Regions from separate parts of the Homo sapiens genome. Here regions 2 and 3 are each linked to region 1. A link is a contact called in ENCODE Hi-C or POLR2A ChIA-PET data. All regions are on one chromosome and are shown on one strand. Each heading gives the region's core, a stretch centred on a gene start or an enhancer-like site at or near the end of the contact. The rest is flanking DNA. Distances are from core to core; before and after follow the strand shown. Region 1 holds the start of SBF1 (SET binding factor 1). Region 2 holds the start of MAPK12 (mitogen-activated protein kinase 12). Region 3 holds the start of TUBGCP6 (tubulin gamma complex component 6).

The links. Hi-C counts contacts between places; a loop is a spot of excess contacts on that map. ChIA-PET counts read pairs that join two places held with the same protein, here RNA polymerase II (POLR2A). Pooled maps may share reads with other maps.
Region 2: a map of transverse colon shows a loop between it and region 1 (2.2-fold over the local background). The contact joins the promoter of MAPK12 here to the promoter of SBF1 in region 1. A Hi-C loop is called at or near these places in 6 of 168 maps with a recorded cell type or tissue (CD4-positive, alpha-beta memory T cell, CD8-positive, alpha-beta T cell, HL-60/S4 and 3 more), 16 of 37 single-sample maps with no recorded cell type and 12 of 50 pooled maps. POLR2A ChIA-PET finds 5 or more read pairs at or near these places in 9 of 52 experiments (AG04449, CD4-positive, alpha-beta T cell, CD4-positive, alpha-beta memory T cell and 6 more).
Region 3: a loop to region 1 is called in a map of CD8-positive, alpha-beta T cell, with 4 times the contacts of the local background. The contact joins the promoter of TUBGCP6 here to the promoter of SBF1 in region 1. A Hi-C loop is called at or near these places in 10 of 168 maps with a recorded cell type or tissue (B cell, CD4-positive, alpha-beta memory T cell, CD8-positive, alpha-beta T cell and 7 more), 19 of 37 single-sample maps with no recorded cell type and 18 of 50 pooled maps. POLR2A ChIA-PET finds 5 or more read pairs at or near these places in 9 of 52 experiments (B cell, CD4-positive, alpha-beta T cell, CD4-positive, alpha-beta memory T cell and 6 more).

The regions. Positions count from the first base shown.
Region 1 is chr22:50,472,011-50,476,906 of GRCh38, reverse strand. It overlaps SBF1 (SET binding factor 1), which reads left to right and starts at 1,872. Exons shown (of 41, transcript NM_002972.4): 1 at 1,872-2,121. The coding sequence starts at 2,067. RefSeq lists enhancers at 710-1,619, 2,530-3,439, 3,440-4,351 and silencers at 1,716-1,920, 1,501-1,960, 2,381-2,510.
Region 2 is chr22:50,259,040-50,264,051 of GRCh38, reverse strand. MAPK12 (mitogen-activated protein kinase 12) reads left to right here and starts at 2,369. Exons shown (of 12, transcript NM_002969.6): 1 at 2,369-2,667; 2 at 2,756-2,885. The coding sequence starts at 2,543. MAPK11 (mitogen-activated protein kinase 11) reads left to right here. Exons shown (of 12, transcript NM_002751.7): 12 at 1-339. RefSeq lists enhancers at 1,252-1,983, 3,553-4,053, 4,778-5,012 and silencers at 2,031-2,080, 2,091-2,400, 2,431-2,800, 2,951-3,130.
Region 3 is chr22:50,242,220-50,246,842 of GRCh38, reverse strand. TUBGCP6 (tubulin gamma complex component 6) reads left to right here and starts at 1,820. Exons shown (of 25, transcript NM_020461.4): 1 at 1,820-3,124. The coding sequence starts at 2,384. It overlaps HDAC10 (histone deacetylase 10), which reads left to right. Exons shown (of 20, transcript NM_032019.6): 16 at 108-164; 17 at 467-545; 18 at 751-933; 19 at 1,016-1,168; 20 at 1,313-1,660. The coding sequence ends at 1,336. RefSeq lists a silencer at 1,448-1,517 and enhancers at 1,988-2,037, 2,448-2,727, 2,301-3,231.

The DNA of each region.
Region 1 (4,896 bases), core at 623-3,122:
CTGAGGACCTTTTTGGGTACAAGTGACAGAAACCAACTTGAGCCAGCTGGGGCAAAAAGGAGGATTTCTGGCAGGGCACAGTTTCTCACACCTGTAATCCCAACACTTTTTGAGGCAGATGCAGGAGGATCATTTGAGGACAGGAGTTCAAGACAAGCCTAGGTAACTTATCAAGACCCTGTCTCTACAAAAAAATTAAATTTTAAAAAGATGATTTCTCAACCTGTGAAAACCAACAGTGGGAGAGGAGAGGCGTAGCGTGGCCTGTGCCTGAGGGCAGGGAGGGGACCCTGGTGGGGCCTCTCAGTTTGATTCCATTCATTCTCTTGGGCTGGCTCCTGCCCATGGATGGAGACTGGATGCCAGTCATTTGGCCAGTTCTTGCAGCAGCCAAACTCATTTAAAAACAGACCTTCAGGGCCAGGCGCGGTGGCTCACACCTGTAATGCCAGCACTTTGGGAGGCCGAGATGGGCGGATCACGAGGTCAGGAGATCGAGACCATCCTGGCTAACACAGTGAAACCCTGTCGCTACTAAAAATACAAAAAATTAGCTGGGCGTGGTGGCAGGTGCTTGTAGTCCCAGCTACTCGGGAGGCTGAGGCAGGAGAATGATGTGAACCTGGGAGGCGGAGTTTGCAGTGAGCCAAGATCACGCCACTGTACTCCAGCCTGGGCGACAGAGCGAGACTCTGTCTCAAAACAAACAAACAAAAACAAACAAAAAACAAAAAACAGACCTTCGGGCTGGGGGCGGTGGCTCATGCCTGTAATCCCAGCACTTTGGGACGCCATGGTGGGTGGATGGCCTGAGGTCAGGAGTTCAAGACCAGCCTGGCCAACATGGTGAAACCCCCTCTCTACTAAAATACAAAAATTAGCCGGGCATGGTGGTGCACACCTGTAATCCCAGCTACGCGGGAAGCTGAGGCGGGAGAATTGCTTGAACCCAGGAGACGGACGTTCCAGTGAGCCAAGATGGTGTCACTGCACTTCAGCCTGGGTGACGGATTGAGACTCTGCCTCAAAAACAAAACAAAACATAACAAAAAACAGACCTTGGCCTGCTGTGCTCAGAGGGGTTTCCCTGCTGCACCAGGCTGGCTCCTGCACCTTCTCTCCCAGCATGTTCTGCTCTGGGCTCATGCTCATCCCTGAGCCACTTCAGGGGTGGCCCTGGCCAGCCCTGCCCTTGAGAGGGGTGGGCACTGTCAGGGATCCTGGGGGATGCAGCTTTCCCAGAGCCCCCTGCTCCGTGGCCTCATGTGCCTCACACGCTTAGAACATTTGCTCTTTACAGGGGGACATGAGCGTGCCGTTTTTAAGCTGTGTTAAATGTCTCACTTGGCCTAGATGGGGGCTCTTCAGCCTGGGACCCCAAGGGCAGGGCCTGAATTCTCTCTCTGTTCCCCATCGCCAGGCTGGCAGCCCCTGAGGTGATGGCCCTGCGCCTCCTCTGACTTCTAGTTTGGGGGGCCCGGTAGGCAGCGCCTAGGCTTCTCCCGCCTTTCTCCCGCTGGACAGAGAGGGGCGGGGGACGAGGAGTCTGGGGACCCGATCCCCAGATTGGGACGGCCCAGGGGTGGGGTTCGGGCTCCTGTGCGGGGAGTCCCAACGGCGAGGGCAGCTGTGGTCCTGGCCCATGCCTCCCGCCGACACCACAGCCGACCCGGGTCAGGGCGTCAGACCCGCCGGAGCCGTAGTCCAGGTGCCCGGCCCGAGGGGCGGTGCTCGGGCCCCAGAGTGGTCAGCGATGGGCGGGGCGCTGCTCTCGGGAGCCGCCCTCCCACCCTCTGGACCAATGGAGATGCGCGGTTGCAGGCCCCGCCCGCTCAGGGCTTGACGACAGCGCGCAGGCGCACGGCGCGCCCGGGCGGGCCGGCTGGCTGGGAAGATGGCGGCGGGAACCTGGGCCGCCGCCGCCGCCGCCGCCGCCGCCGCGGAGCGAACCAGGGGTGTCCGGGGTGCGCGGTCCAGGGCCGGGGCCGGGCCATGAGCGCGCCGTCCTCGAGTCCCCGAGCCGCGGAGCCCGCCCGCGCCCCTCGGGCCGCCCCGCGTCCCTCGCCATGGCGCGGCTCGCGGACTACTTCGTGCTGGTGGCGTTCGGGCCGCACCCGCGCGGTGAGTGCCGAGGCCAAGCGCTGAGGGCCGGGGGCCGAGGGTCGAGTGCTGAGGGCCAGGGGCTGGGTCTGAGGGTCGAGGGCCGGGGGCTGGGGGCCGAGGGCTGGGGGCTGGGTCGGGAGGCCGAGGACTGAGGGCCGGGCGCTGAGGGCCGAGGACCGGGGGCTGGGCGCTGAGGGCCGGGGTCGGGGGAGCCGAGGACTGAGGGCCGGGGCCGGGGGCCGGGCGGGGACTGAAGGCCAGGGCCGACCGGACAGCCCGTGGGGAGAATGGGCGTCCGCTGGGGGCGGCGTGGCCGCGCGGGCCTGGTGGCGGCAGGGAGAGAAGGCTGGGCCCGGCCTGCCCGGCCTCCTTGGGGTGGGACGGGCTCTCTCCTTGGCCAGCTGCGGGCGGCTGTGGCTCTAGTGGCTCCAGGGGCGCGGACCCGCGGCTCGCCAGCCCGCCTCTGACCTTGGTGCTCCGTCTGAAGCCCCCGGCGGTCTTGGCGGGGTGCAAAGAGGGGGTGGAGTTCGGGTTTGGTGCATGGAGAAGCGGTGTTTGATTTGAAACTGGGAGGATTTGAGGAGGAAGCGTCGAGAGTAGAGAGAAGAGCATTCCTGGCGACTCGCCTGACGGTCCAGGCCCTGCACGCCAAGCCCTGGGTGGGGTATCAGCGTGGCGGTCGGTGCCCATGCCCAGGAGGTCTGTGTGTGGGGTCAGCGCCCGTGTCTGAGAGCTCTTCAGCCCAGGAGGTAGGAGAAAACGGAGCCTGACGATGACATCAGCAACAGCCTGGAGACAGCAGCGTTGGCGAGCGTGCTTGGTGTGCCAGGCCCCGCACAGCCCTTTGTGTACATGATCTCACCTCTTCCTCCCAGCAGCCCACCGGGGTTGCCCTGGTGTTGCCCCCATCTGTAGAGAAGTTAGGCGCGGATAAGCTGACTGCCTGGCCTGAGCCGGCTCAGAGAGGCTGGGACTGGCACTCAGGCTGTCAGATCCCAGCTGCAGACTGGCAGTGTGTGGGGATGGCTGTGTGGTCAGGCAGGGGCTGGATCTTGAGCCTGGAGGTGGGATTGAGCTTGCCTTCCCAGTTACCCTGTTTTTTGTCAGTCCAGTTGTCACTGTCCCCACCAAGGACCTGGAGTTCTCTCTTTTTTGTGTTTCTTCTGCTGGACACCCCCCTACACTTCCTGAAGCCTCTTTAGCATCTTCTTCGTCTCCAGCCCCTCCTCAGTGCCCTCTTACTCAGCACACACTCCTCTCTGCTCATGTCTATCCAAGTGTGTGTCTTATGGCACCGTCAGTCATGAGCATCTGTCTTTTTCTTTAGAGAGGGAGTTCTCGCTTGCTAGGACCACATAGTCCTCATCCCCACTGTGCAGGTTGGCTGTCAATGTTGTCTTGACCCACAGAGGGAGCTGTCTGCACCGAGGCACCTATGAGGGGCATGGAGGAGGCCTTACCACCTGGGGCAGAGGGTGCCTGAGGATCCAGGGAAGCAAGGCTGGCTGAGGGCTGTCTTGGCGTGAGGGGCCTTGGGCTGAGGGCTGGGGCGGGGGCTACAGGAACAGCTGATAATGACCCTGATGATCCTGAGGGCAGTGTGGAGAGGGTTTGGGTTGGTAGAGACTGCAGGCAAAGGCCAGGTGGGAGGCGTGGTGGCCGTGGGGTGAGGAGTTGAAGGTAGGCAGAGAGAAGAGGCAGAGTGGGCTCCACAACAAGCTGGCTGTGACGTGTGTGCTCACTGCTGGAGCCACACGTAGTGCAGGCACCTGTTTGTGTGTGTCCTTTGCGCAGGACAGGGTAGAAGGCTGGAGCCCAAGGTGCCCCCCCTTCCCCTAAGTGACCGGAAGGAGTGATAAGTGGTCCACTGCAGTAGGGTTGGAGGACCGTGGAGCCCTGTACCCACTACCTTCTGGGGTTGAGCTGGTCAGCTGCTTGCTGGCCTTGCAGCCCCAGGCACCCCTTAGAAGGACTTGTTCATTCTTGAGGGGAACAAGGCTATAGACTGGGACCCTGGTCATGGGCTGAGGGCAGAGCCAGGTACCAGGGCCGGTGGGAGCTGGGGGAAGAAGCAGAGGAGTGTGGCGTGGGGGTCACTTGTCTCTGCTTTGCCCCTTGATAGCCTTGTGACTTCGAGCCAGTTGTTTGGCTCTCTGTGCCTCAGTTTCCTCATCTGGGGATGGAGTGAGTCATGCTAACCTCCCAGGCTGCCGTGAGGATGCAGCGAATGCACAGGTGTGAAGCAGTAGCACACAGGAGGCCCTGGAAATGATGAGTTTCTTTCATTAGTGACTGAGCAGCAGGTGTGTGAACTCTCTAGGCACAGACACAACAGGCACTTCTGAGTGGGTAGAGGATCCTCTCTGTTCTGTCAGGCTAGGACTTCAGGGCGGGATGCAGGGTCTCTTGGGTTGGGGATTAGGATTGGCGGATAGCTTGTCTTGGCCTGGATCTGGACATCCTGTCTGGAGCTGCTGGGTGCAGCACCAGGGTGCTGAGGGTGCATGAGTCCTGCCTGAGGCAGCATCCCAGTTGCTAGTGGTTACCAGCTGGAAACCTCTCAGGAAAGGTGGGGAGGGGCCCTGAGAAGGTAAATGCCTGTGCTGGCCGTGACCCTTTCACCTCAGAGAGTGATGGTGGCCAGCGCTGGCCCATCTGCAGGCCCCTCACCTGGTGAGTCAGGGATCACCTTCTGTGCTCTGGGGCAGGCATCAGGACTAGACAGACTGCCTCTGCCCGGCTCTTGGCCTGATCACAGCGTGGCCAGTGCTGAGGTGTCTTTGAGAACAGGAG
Region 2 (5,012 bases), core at 1,120-3,619, 210 kb after region 1:
GGTGGTTTGGCCTTGAGGACGCTAGGGCAGGCAGCACACCTGGATGTGGACTTGGACTCGGACACTTCTGCCCTGCACCCTGGCCCGCTCTCTACCTCTGCCCACCGTTGTGGCCCTGCAGCCGGAGATCTGAGGTGCTCTGGTCTGTGGGTCAGTCCTCTTTCCTTGTCCCAGGATGGAGCTGATCCAGTAACCTCGGAGACGGGACCCTGCCCAGAGCTGAGTTGGGGGTGTGGCTCTGCCCTGGAAAGGGGGTGACCTCTTGCCTCGAGGGGCCCAGGGAAGCCTGGGTGTCAAGTGCCTGCACCAGGGGTGCACAATAAAGGGGGTTCTCTCTCACTTGGCTTGTATCCAAAGGCTACTCCAGGCCCGGGTGCCCCCACCATCCCTGCTGCTGGGCGTGGGGGGAGTGTCTGGGTCATCCTGCATCACTCACCTCCAGCTGGCCAGATCCCTCAGGCCCCCAGTCAGACCAGCGGCCATCTTCTGGCACCCTCCCTGCTCCCTGGAGGGTCTGAGAGCCCAGGGGGACCAGGGGAAGACATGGCTGATGGGCAGACTTTGAGGGCACAGGGTGTGACAGCCACCCAGATGGTGACCCCAGCTGCCCTGTGGGGATGTACTGGGCAGGCTTGGCTTTGGGCCAAGATCCAGACACCACCCCCGCCTACCCCTCAGTGTTCAGGGAAGCTGGCTGGGGAGAAGTTGGGTGTCTCAAGGAGCAAGGGTCTGCCCATCCCTGGGTGGGGGCTGGGCAGGGTAGGGAAAATAGCTTTCCTTTCCCTCCTGGTGAAGGAAAAAGAGGCCACTTTAACCCAGGGAATGTGCACGCTGGTCCCGTTCCCACTACGCGCTGCAGCTTATGTGTGGGGGAGGGTCCAGGCCATTTGGGGTCAGGCAGTGTCTCTAAGGACCAGGGACAGTCTGTGCCCTTGCTTGGGTCTTGGGTAGGGGTGGAAACCGTCTGGGAGTTGGGGGCCTCCTGGGGCCTGGTCAGTGTAGTGGTCAATCCCGGGGGAAGTCCAGTGTTGGCGGTTGGGGGTGGGAGGAGAATGGTGACACAGCCCCACCTCAGAAGCCTGGTCCGTGCAGGGCCTGCTGGACCCCTGAGCCCCACCACGGGGAGTAAGGGGGACAGCGTGGAAGCTGGGCTTCCTGGAAGAGGTGGATGGAGTGCCACAGGCAGCCCAGGGCACAAAGGGTATGGGCCACAGGCAGCTGTGGTTTGGGTGGCCCTGGGCTGCCCCGCTCACTGGTCACGAGCTGGTGAATGCCGTGGAGCACGGCCCAAGCCCAGGTGTAAAGCTACTACCACCCTTGAGCGGCTGAGCTGCTGATTCATGGCAGGAGGGCGGGGCAGAAGGCCCTAGGGATCCTGTTACCCACCAGCCCAGTGGGCTCCTGGGGTGCCCCAACATCCCTTCTGAGATCCAGGTTCCTGGGCTGGTGAAGGGGTGTCAGGGTGGGGCTTTGCCCTCAGGAGCATCTGGTCCAGGATGGGGCCAGACCTATGGGAGGACAATGCCCACACAGAGGGGTCAGGCGGAGGGCCCCAGCAGGTCCCCATCCCTGCTGGAGAGAGTGCAGCCACTCTCAGCCTGGGTTTTGCAGGACAGGACAGGCAGGGGTGGGATGGGCAGAGACACCAGTACTTGCAATGCTTGGAGCAGGCACCCCACAGATGGGGGGAGCAGGGGGAGGAGCTGGGGGTCCAAAAGGGCCCACGGGGACCTATGGGACTGAGAGGCCCGGGGTCAGTGGCCACAGGAGTGGGGTTGGGGATGCAGCCTGAGGAGTTTGGGGGACAGACCCCTCCGTGTAGAAAGAGGGATACAGGCAGGACAGGTGCAGATGGACCCCTTGTTGGGGGACGGATGGATCAGGCTCAGTGGTAGGGCATCCTTGGGGGTGGCCTGCGAAGTTGACCCCGGGAACACAGGGCTCAGCCCGACTTGCGGCTGCCATAGAAGTCAGCGCTCAGGCTGTCAAGGATGGGCCCTGCGCCCTGGAGCCGTGGGGAGTTAGGACTGGAGCGGGCGGGGGGGGGGGGGGGGGGCTCCTGCTGAGACCCCCCCAGGGCGGGGAAGTTCAGCCAAAGGGGAGAGGCTGGCAGAGGTATCTCCGCGCCGCGTCCGGCCCTTTATGGGGACGAAGCTGCGGGGCGGCGCTCCCCTCCCCCTGCGCTTCCCCCCAGGCTCCGGCCCTCCCCAGGCTCCGGCCCTCCCCCGGCGGCGGCCGCCTCGGGTTTCCGGAGGGGCCGGAGGGCGGGCGAGGGCGTCACGTGCGCGCCGCCCGCGGGCCGGTTGGTCCCCGGGCGGGGGAGGGGCCGTGCGCAGCCTGGGTCGGGGTCGGGCCGGGGTCGGCACCTGGGACATCCCTGAGGGAAGGGCCGGGAGCGGGAGCGCCCCAGCGGCCGGCGGGCGGGCGGGCGAGCGGACGAGCGGCGCGGAGCCGGCCCGAGGCGCGCGCCGAGGGAGCCCCGTCCCCGGTCGTGGGGGCACCGCCCGCAGGCTCTGCGGGGTGGGCAGCTCCCGGGCCTGCCATGAGCTCTCCGCCGCCCGCCCGCAGTGGCTTTTACCGCCAGGAGGTGACCAAGACGGCCTGGGAGGTGCGCGCCGTGTACCGGGACCTGCAGCCCGTGGGCTCGGGCGCCTACGGCGCGGTGTGGTGAGCGCGGGCCGGGCGGGGCGGCCGGCGGGGCGGGCGGGGCCTGCGCGGGGTGCCCGGCCTTCCCGCTAAGCGGTCCGCCCCGCAGCTCGGCCGTGGACGGCCGCACCGGCGCTAAGGTGGCCATCAAGAAGCTGTATCGGCCTTTCCAGTCCGAGCTGTTCGCCAAGCGCGCCTACCGCGAGCTGCGCCTGCTCAAGCACATGCGCCACGAGAACGTGAGTCGCGCGGCCCCGCTCCGGGAAGGCGCCGCGGCCTCGGCTTGGTTCAGCTGGGCTGGGTTCCCCCACCCGGCAACCCCTCCTCCAGGCAGCCTGCTGTGGGGCCGGGCGGGGGTCGGGCCGTGGGTCCCCAGGGGAGAAGGAGAGCAAGGCCTGTCTCTCCTTGGGAGACGACTCCCCCAAGGGCCGTTCCCCATCCTCCGCCAGCCCCGGGAAGGACTCAGCCCCTTGACTCGGCGCCTCAGCCAGGCCCTGGTCAGGGAACACGACTTGGCCAGGCCCAGGGGATCCTCCAGGTCTCACGCCAAGCCTTGCCCCCAGCCAGGAAGCCCGCGGTGAGAGCATGCTCCCGGCGGGAGGATTTTCCTGGAAGGGGCACCTTCCCTCTTCCCCATCCCCTTTCCAGCCCCTCTGTGGAGCCCACTCTGCTGCTGTCCATCTCCCGAGTCTTCCGACCCGGTGGTGGAGGGGGAGGAGGGGGGCGCCAGAACGCAGGGAGTGTGTTGAACCCTCAGGAGCCCCTGGGGGTGAAGGGTTTAGGGAGCTGCTGTTTGAGGAGCACTGGGCGTGGTGGCCGCCTCACAGACACCCTCCTGTGCGTTGTGGGGGCCCATCCTTTCCAGTCCTTCCAGTGAGATGCCACGTACAGCTGCCCTGGGCCTCTCCCATGGCGGTGGCTGGCTGCTAAGAACCCGATCTCTCTGCCAGGGGTGCTCTGGTTTCTGGATACAGTCCCACTTGTCCACTGCCCCCCACGTCACTCCTGCCCTCCCCCTGGTCTGGGCCCAGCCTGAGGGCTGGTGGTCTGGGCACCCGGACCCTACCTACAGGGTGAGATGCTCTGGACCCTCCTGGGTCATCTGAGCCACCGGTGCCTTGGGAGAACGAGTCCCTGCGTCCACCAGCAAAGTGCCCCGTCCACCAGCAAAGTGCCCCGTCCCCCGGTTCCTGGCCACCGCTACTCCCTCAGCCCCTTGGATGGGTCTTTTTCTCTGAGGCTTCCCATGCCCACCCTGACCCCCAGCTCACTACCCTGGGCCCTGTGAAATCCATTTGCAGTGGACACCAGCCCTGCCCGCACCTCGACACCCCGTCACACCCAGCCCTGCCCCCACTTCGCCGGCACCGCACCCCCCCACCACCCGCCCATCACACCAAGGCCTTGCCCCAGGACTGCAGCCTTCCCCACGGCCCCCTGCTCCCACCCACCCACTCACCCACCCGTGCCTTGCCCCATCCAGCCAAGCGCTCTGGGGCTTTTTTTCTTTTTTTTTCTTTTGAGACCGAGTTTCGCTCTTGTTGCCCAGGCTGGAGTGCAATGGCACGATCTCAGCTCACTGCAACCTTCGCGTCCTGGGTTCAGGCGATTCTCCTGCTTCAGCCTCCTCAGTAGCTGGGATTACAGGCGCGCGCCACCACGCCTGGCTAATTTTTTGTATTTTTAGTTGAGATGAGGTTTCACTATGTTGGGCAGACTGGTCTCGAACCCCTGACCTCAAGTGATCTGCTCGCCTCGGCTTCCCAAAGTGCTGGGGTTACAGGCGTGAGCCACCGCGCCGGGCTCCACCGGGGCTTTTCTTTAGCCACCGCCCCGCTGTGCTGGGATCTCCGCTGTGCCTGTGGGCCCACCCCCTGGGCTCCTGGCCTGCAGCTGAGGCTCTTTCCCTGGAACCCCATCTTCCTGGGAGACTGAAGCTCTGTGAGGCCACGTGCCTTGCTCAGCGGGGGAGGAGGCTCTGCCACAGGCCTCAGTCCTGCCAGGCCGCCTCCCTCTCCAGGCCAGCCCCCATACCACAGAGGCCAGGCCAAGTCCTGTGGCCCCTAGCCCACAGGACCCTGCTCTCCGTCTTCTGCTAAAGCACTCTCCCGGGCACCCTCCAGCTCTCATGTCCACAGTCCCCGCTGCCCCCTGGACACCCCCTCTGTTCCCTCTCCTCCTCCCTCCACATTCTTGCCCATGGCTCTGGCCCACGTGGCTCCGGCGGAGCTGTCCTTCCAGCTTGTGTCCATTCTTACCTCACTCTGGCCGGTTCCTACACCACGGCCAGGAGGACGCATTTAGCCTCACGTCCCCATTTAAATCGTCCCCGTCTCTTGGGATCAAAGCCAAACTTCCACCTGGTG
Region 3 (4,623 bases), core at 571-3,070, 230 kb after region 1:
CGGCAGGACCTGTGGGCACCCCTATCCTGGCTGGCCAAGCACAGAGAGTTCTGGGAATGGACTCTGGACAACATGAACACCTGTCCTGAGGCCAGCTCTTCTTCCAGGCTGCTGTGCGTGGCCCTGGGACAGCTGGACCGGCCTCCAGACCTCGCCCATGACGGGTAGGACTCTCAGGTCTTGCATATGTCCAGCCATGCATGTGGACGGGCATGTGATGGACGTGTGCCTGGGCCCCAGGGTGACGGGTGGGTGGGGCACTGTGTGGTACTGAATGGAGCCTTCCTCAGCTGGGGTGTGGGAGAAGGGCTGCTGGAGGCAATGCCAGGTGGGTCTCCAGCACAGAGGCTCAGCAGTCACAGCACCCCTGCCCATGGCCCCGTGAATGCTCTTCCACCTCTGCCTCTGCGGTTTGGGCTCAGGAGGGTGAGCAGGGCCTTACACTTATGCACCTGTGTCCTGGAAGGAGGAGTCTGTGGCTGAACATCAGGGGCAAGGAGGCGGCTGCCCTATCCATGTTCCATGTCTCCACGCCACTGCCAGTGGTGAGTGACCATGCCACGCGGCAAGGCAGGTGCTGGGGAGCCCATGGATGTGTACAGCTGCTGTTTGCTGGCATTGTCATGATAGCAGGCCTCTGGTCCTTCCTGTCTCCCTGCTCCTACTCCAGGGGCCCTGAGATTGGGAGGTTGGGAGGCCAGAGCCAGCAGGTGTCCGTAGATGAGGAGCTGGGCTCTGCTGTCCCCACAGATGACCGGTGGTTTCCTGAGCTGCATCTTGGGCTTGGTGCTGCCCCTGGCCTATGGCTTCCAGCCTGACCTGGTGCTGGTGGCGCTGGGGCCTGGCCATGGCCTGCAGGGCCCCCACGCTGCACTCCTGGCTGCAATGCTTCGGGGGCTGGCAGGGGGCCGAGTCCTGGCCCTCCTGGAGGAGGTAAGCTGGGCAGGGTGGAGGTGCTGCGGGGTGGGACGAGGGAAAGGACCAGTGACTGCTTCCGTCTTCGCCCCTGGTCCAGAACTCCACACCCCAGCTAGCAGGGATCCTGGCCCGGGTGCTGAATGGAGAGGCACCTCCTAGCCTAGGCCCTTCCTCTGTGGCCTCCCCAGAGGACGTCCAGGCCCTGATGTACCTGAGAGGGCAGCTGGAGCCTCAGTGGAAGATGTTGCAGGTGAGGCTGACTGCGGAGGCATGGCCCTGCCCTGGGGCCTGGCTCTGCCGCACAGATCGGTGGGGAGGGCAGGGCAGGGGAGTGCCCTGAACCAGCTCCAGCGCCGGAGGCCAACTGCGCGCCTCTTCTCGGCTCCTCCTGTAGTGCCATCCTCACCTGGTGGCTTGAAATCGGCCAAGGTGGGAGCATTTACACCGCAGAAATGACACCGCACGCCAGCGCCCCGCGGCCGCGATCCGGACCCCAAGCCCACGGCTCCCTCGACTCTGGGGCACGGAACCCCGCCCACTCCCAATCCCCGCGCCCCGCCCTCTCCCACCCGTGCTTCCCCCGCTCCACCCCTCACCTCACCTCGCCCCCGCCCCACCCATCGCGCCCCGGCCCGTCCCATCGAGGCCCATGCAACCCACGCTCGGTCCCGTTCCGGCCCCTGCGCCCCGCTGCGCTTCGCTCCCCGCCCTTGCGCCGTTAGTAAACATCGCTCAAACGAAACGCTGGCTCTGCCTCCTTTACTGAGCACGCTCGGCCTCGGTCTCTCACCCGCGGTGCCGGACTCAGGCCGGAAGTATGCCGCGGCCCAGGCCTCACCAACTTCACGCGCTGCCGGCGTTCCCGTGACGTATTTCCGGCGCGCCCGCCCTAGTGCTCTTCACACTGGCGCGGCTGTGACGCGACGGAGGCGGCGAGAGCGGCAGCCGTGGGCACTTTCCACGGGTGAGGCCTGGAGAACGGGTGGACGTGCAGGCCAGAACCCGGGACCCACCCGGCTGAGCCCCCAGACTCTCCGCTGCCCACGACCCTCGGAGTGGCACCCTCTCCTGGCCGTCTCCTCTCGTGGGTCCCGAAGAACGGGTGCAAAGCCGAGTTCGTCCGCTGTACTGCGCGGGCGCGCGTTTCGTTCTTCGGTTTTGCCACGGTTCTGTGACTCCCTAAAGGTTGAGGGCTACTGAATTAGAAGAAACGCCGAGCTGGCTTCTGGTGGGCTGCCGGGCGCCGGGCAGCGTGCTTGGACTGGGGAGGGCAGGGCGTGTTTACTCTGAGTAGAGCAACCGCAAGACCTCCTTTAAAAAATACCAGTTCTGAGCTTCGGCATTGGAGAGGCCGCCTGTCATTCAGCCTCTTCGGACCCTCTCTCACTCCCTGTCTTCCGGAGCGTGAGTGAAGCCCGGGTGAGGTGTTTTCCCACACGCCGGGGGCCCGGAGCTGAGAAGGGGCATGGCCAGCATCACGCAGCTGTTCGACGACCTGTGTGAGGCCCTCCTGCCGGCTGCCAAGACTCACCTGGGCCAGCGCAGTGTGAACCGGAAGAGGGCAAAGCGGAGCCTCAAGAAGGTGGCCTACAATGCTCTTTTCACAAATCTTTTTCAAGATGAGACTCAACAGCTGCAGCCTGACATGTCAAAACTACCAGCGAGAAACAAGATCCTCATGTTGTCCTTTGACTTGAGAGTGGGTGGCCTGGGCCCCAAGGCCGACCGTTTGGAGGAGCTTGTGGAGGAGCTGGAAGCAGCCCCTTGCTGTCCGCTTTTGGAGGTGGGGTCTGTTTTGGACCTCCTGGTTCAGCTGGCAGGGAGTGGTCCCCCTCAAGTTCTGCCGAGAAAACGAGACTACTTCCTTAACAACAAGCATGTGGGGAGAAACGTTCCGTACAGCGGCTATGATTGCGACGACCTGAGTGTGTTTGAGATGGACGTTCAGTCTCTGATCTCCAGAGAAGAGTGTTTGTGTCACAGCATGATCCAGGAAACACTTCAGGTTATGGAGGCTGCTCCAGGCACTGGCCTGCCCACCGTCGGGCTCTTCTCATTTGGTGACCCTTGTGGTGACAGGTTCGAGAGAGACACCCGGGTCTCGCTCTTCGGGGCCCTTGTGCACAGCCGCACTTATGACATGGACGTCCGACTGGGCCTGCCCCCCGTGCCAGACAATGCGGACCTCTCTGGGCTGGCTATTAAGGTAGAATGTTTAGTTTTTCCTCTTTCATCTCTCTCGGGGTTTGGAAAATGCTTCCTGTGACCTTTCTTCTTCTTCTTCTTCTTCTTTTTTTTTTTTTTTTTGAGACAGTGTCTCACTCTGTCACCCAGGCTGGAGTGCAGTGGCGCGATCTTGGCTCACCTTAACCTCCACTTTCTGGGCTCAAGCAATTCTCGTACCTCAGCCTCCCGAGTAGCTGAAATTACAGGCACCTGCCACCACGCCCGGCTTAATTTTTTTTTTTTTTTGAGATGGAGTCTTGCTCTGTTGCCCAGGCTGGAGTGCCGTGGCGCGATCTCGGCTCACTGTAACCGCCGCCTCCCGGGGTCAAGTGATTCTCCTACCTCAGCCTCCCGAGTAGCTGTAGCTGGGATTTAGGTGCATGCCACCACGCCCAGCTAAGTTTTGTATTTTTAGTAGAGATGGGGTTTCACCATGCTGGCTAGGCTGGTCTTGAACTCCTGACCTCTTGATCCGCCTGCCTCGGCCTCCCAAAGTGCTGGGATTACAGGCGTGAGCCACCATGCCCAACTAATTTTTGTATTTTTAGTAGAGGCGGGGTTTCACCATGTTGGCCAGGCTGGTCTCCAACTCCTGACCTCAAATGATCCACCCGTCTCGGCCTCCCAAAGTGCTGGGATTACAGGCATGAGCCACTGTGCCCGGCCCGGTGACCTTCCTTTTATCATGGTAAAAGGGGGGATAGTCTGGTGGCTGCATTGTCCTGAGGTGGGGCTGCTGGAGTGGGCTTACTGGCGGCCACCCTCCTCTGCAGCGACAGTGCTGCCCACCTGCCGGCCAAAGCAACATGCTGCTTTTCATCTTTACCTAATGGGGTATATCGTTAAGCCACCTCTGCCTTCTAGAGCTGCCGTTTAAATTGAAGTTAATTAAAACAAAATAAAATACTCAGTTCCTCAGCCCCACAAGCCACATTTCAAGTGCTCAGTAGCCACGTGTGGCAAAAGTGTTCATGTTCTGTAATTCGTGCAATTGGATATGTTTTTGCTGTCTGTCGCCTGAGGCTTTACCATGGTACGCTGTAGCTCCTCATTTGAGTTTTGTATTTTATTGCTTTATCAGTGTTGCCAAAAGGATACATTGTTACTAGTCGTTCTATTCTTATGCGATAGCTAGATGATTTAGAAACATACATAATGCTACAGCAAATGTCTTGGTGTACAGCAGTTTTGTTTTTTGTTTTTGAGACAAGTCTTGCTCTGTCGCCCAGGCTGGAGTGCAGTGGTGTGGTCTCGGCTCACTGCAACCTCCATCTCCTGGGTTCAAGCGATTCTCCTGCCTCAGCCTCCTAAGTATCTGGGACTACAGGTGTGCGTCACCACACACAGCTAATTTTTGTATTTTATATGTTTGTATTTTTATTTTTTTATTTTATTTGATTTTTTTTTTTGACACAGTCTCGCTCTGTCGCCCAGGCTCGAGTGCGGTGGCACAATCTTGGCTCACTGCAAGCTCTGCCT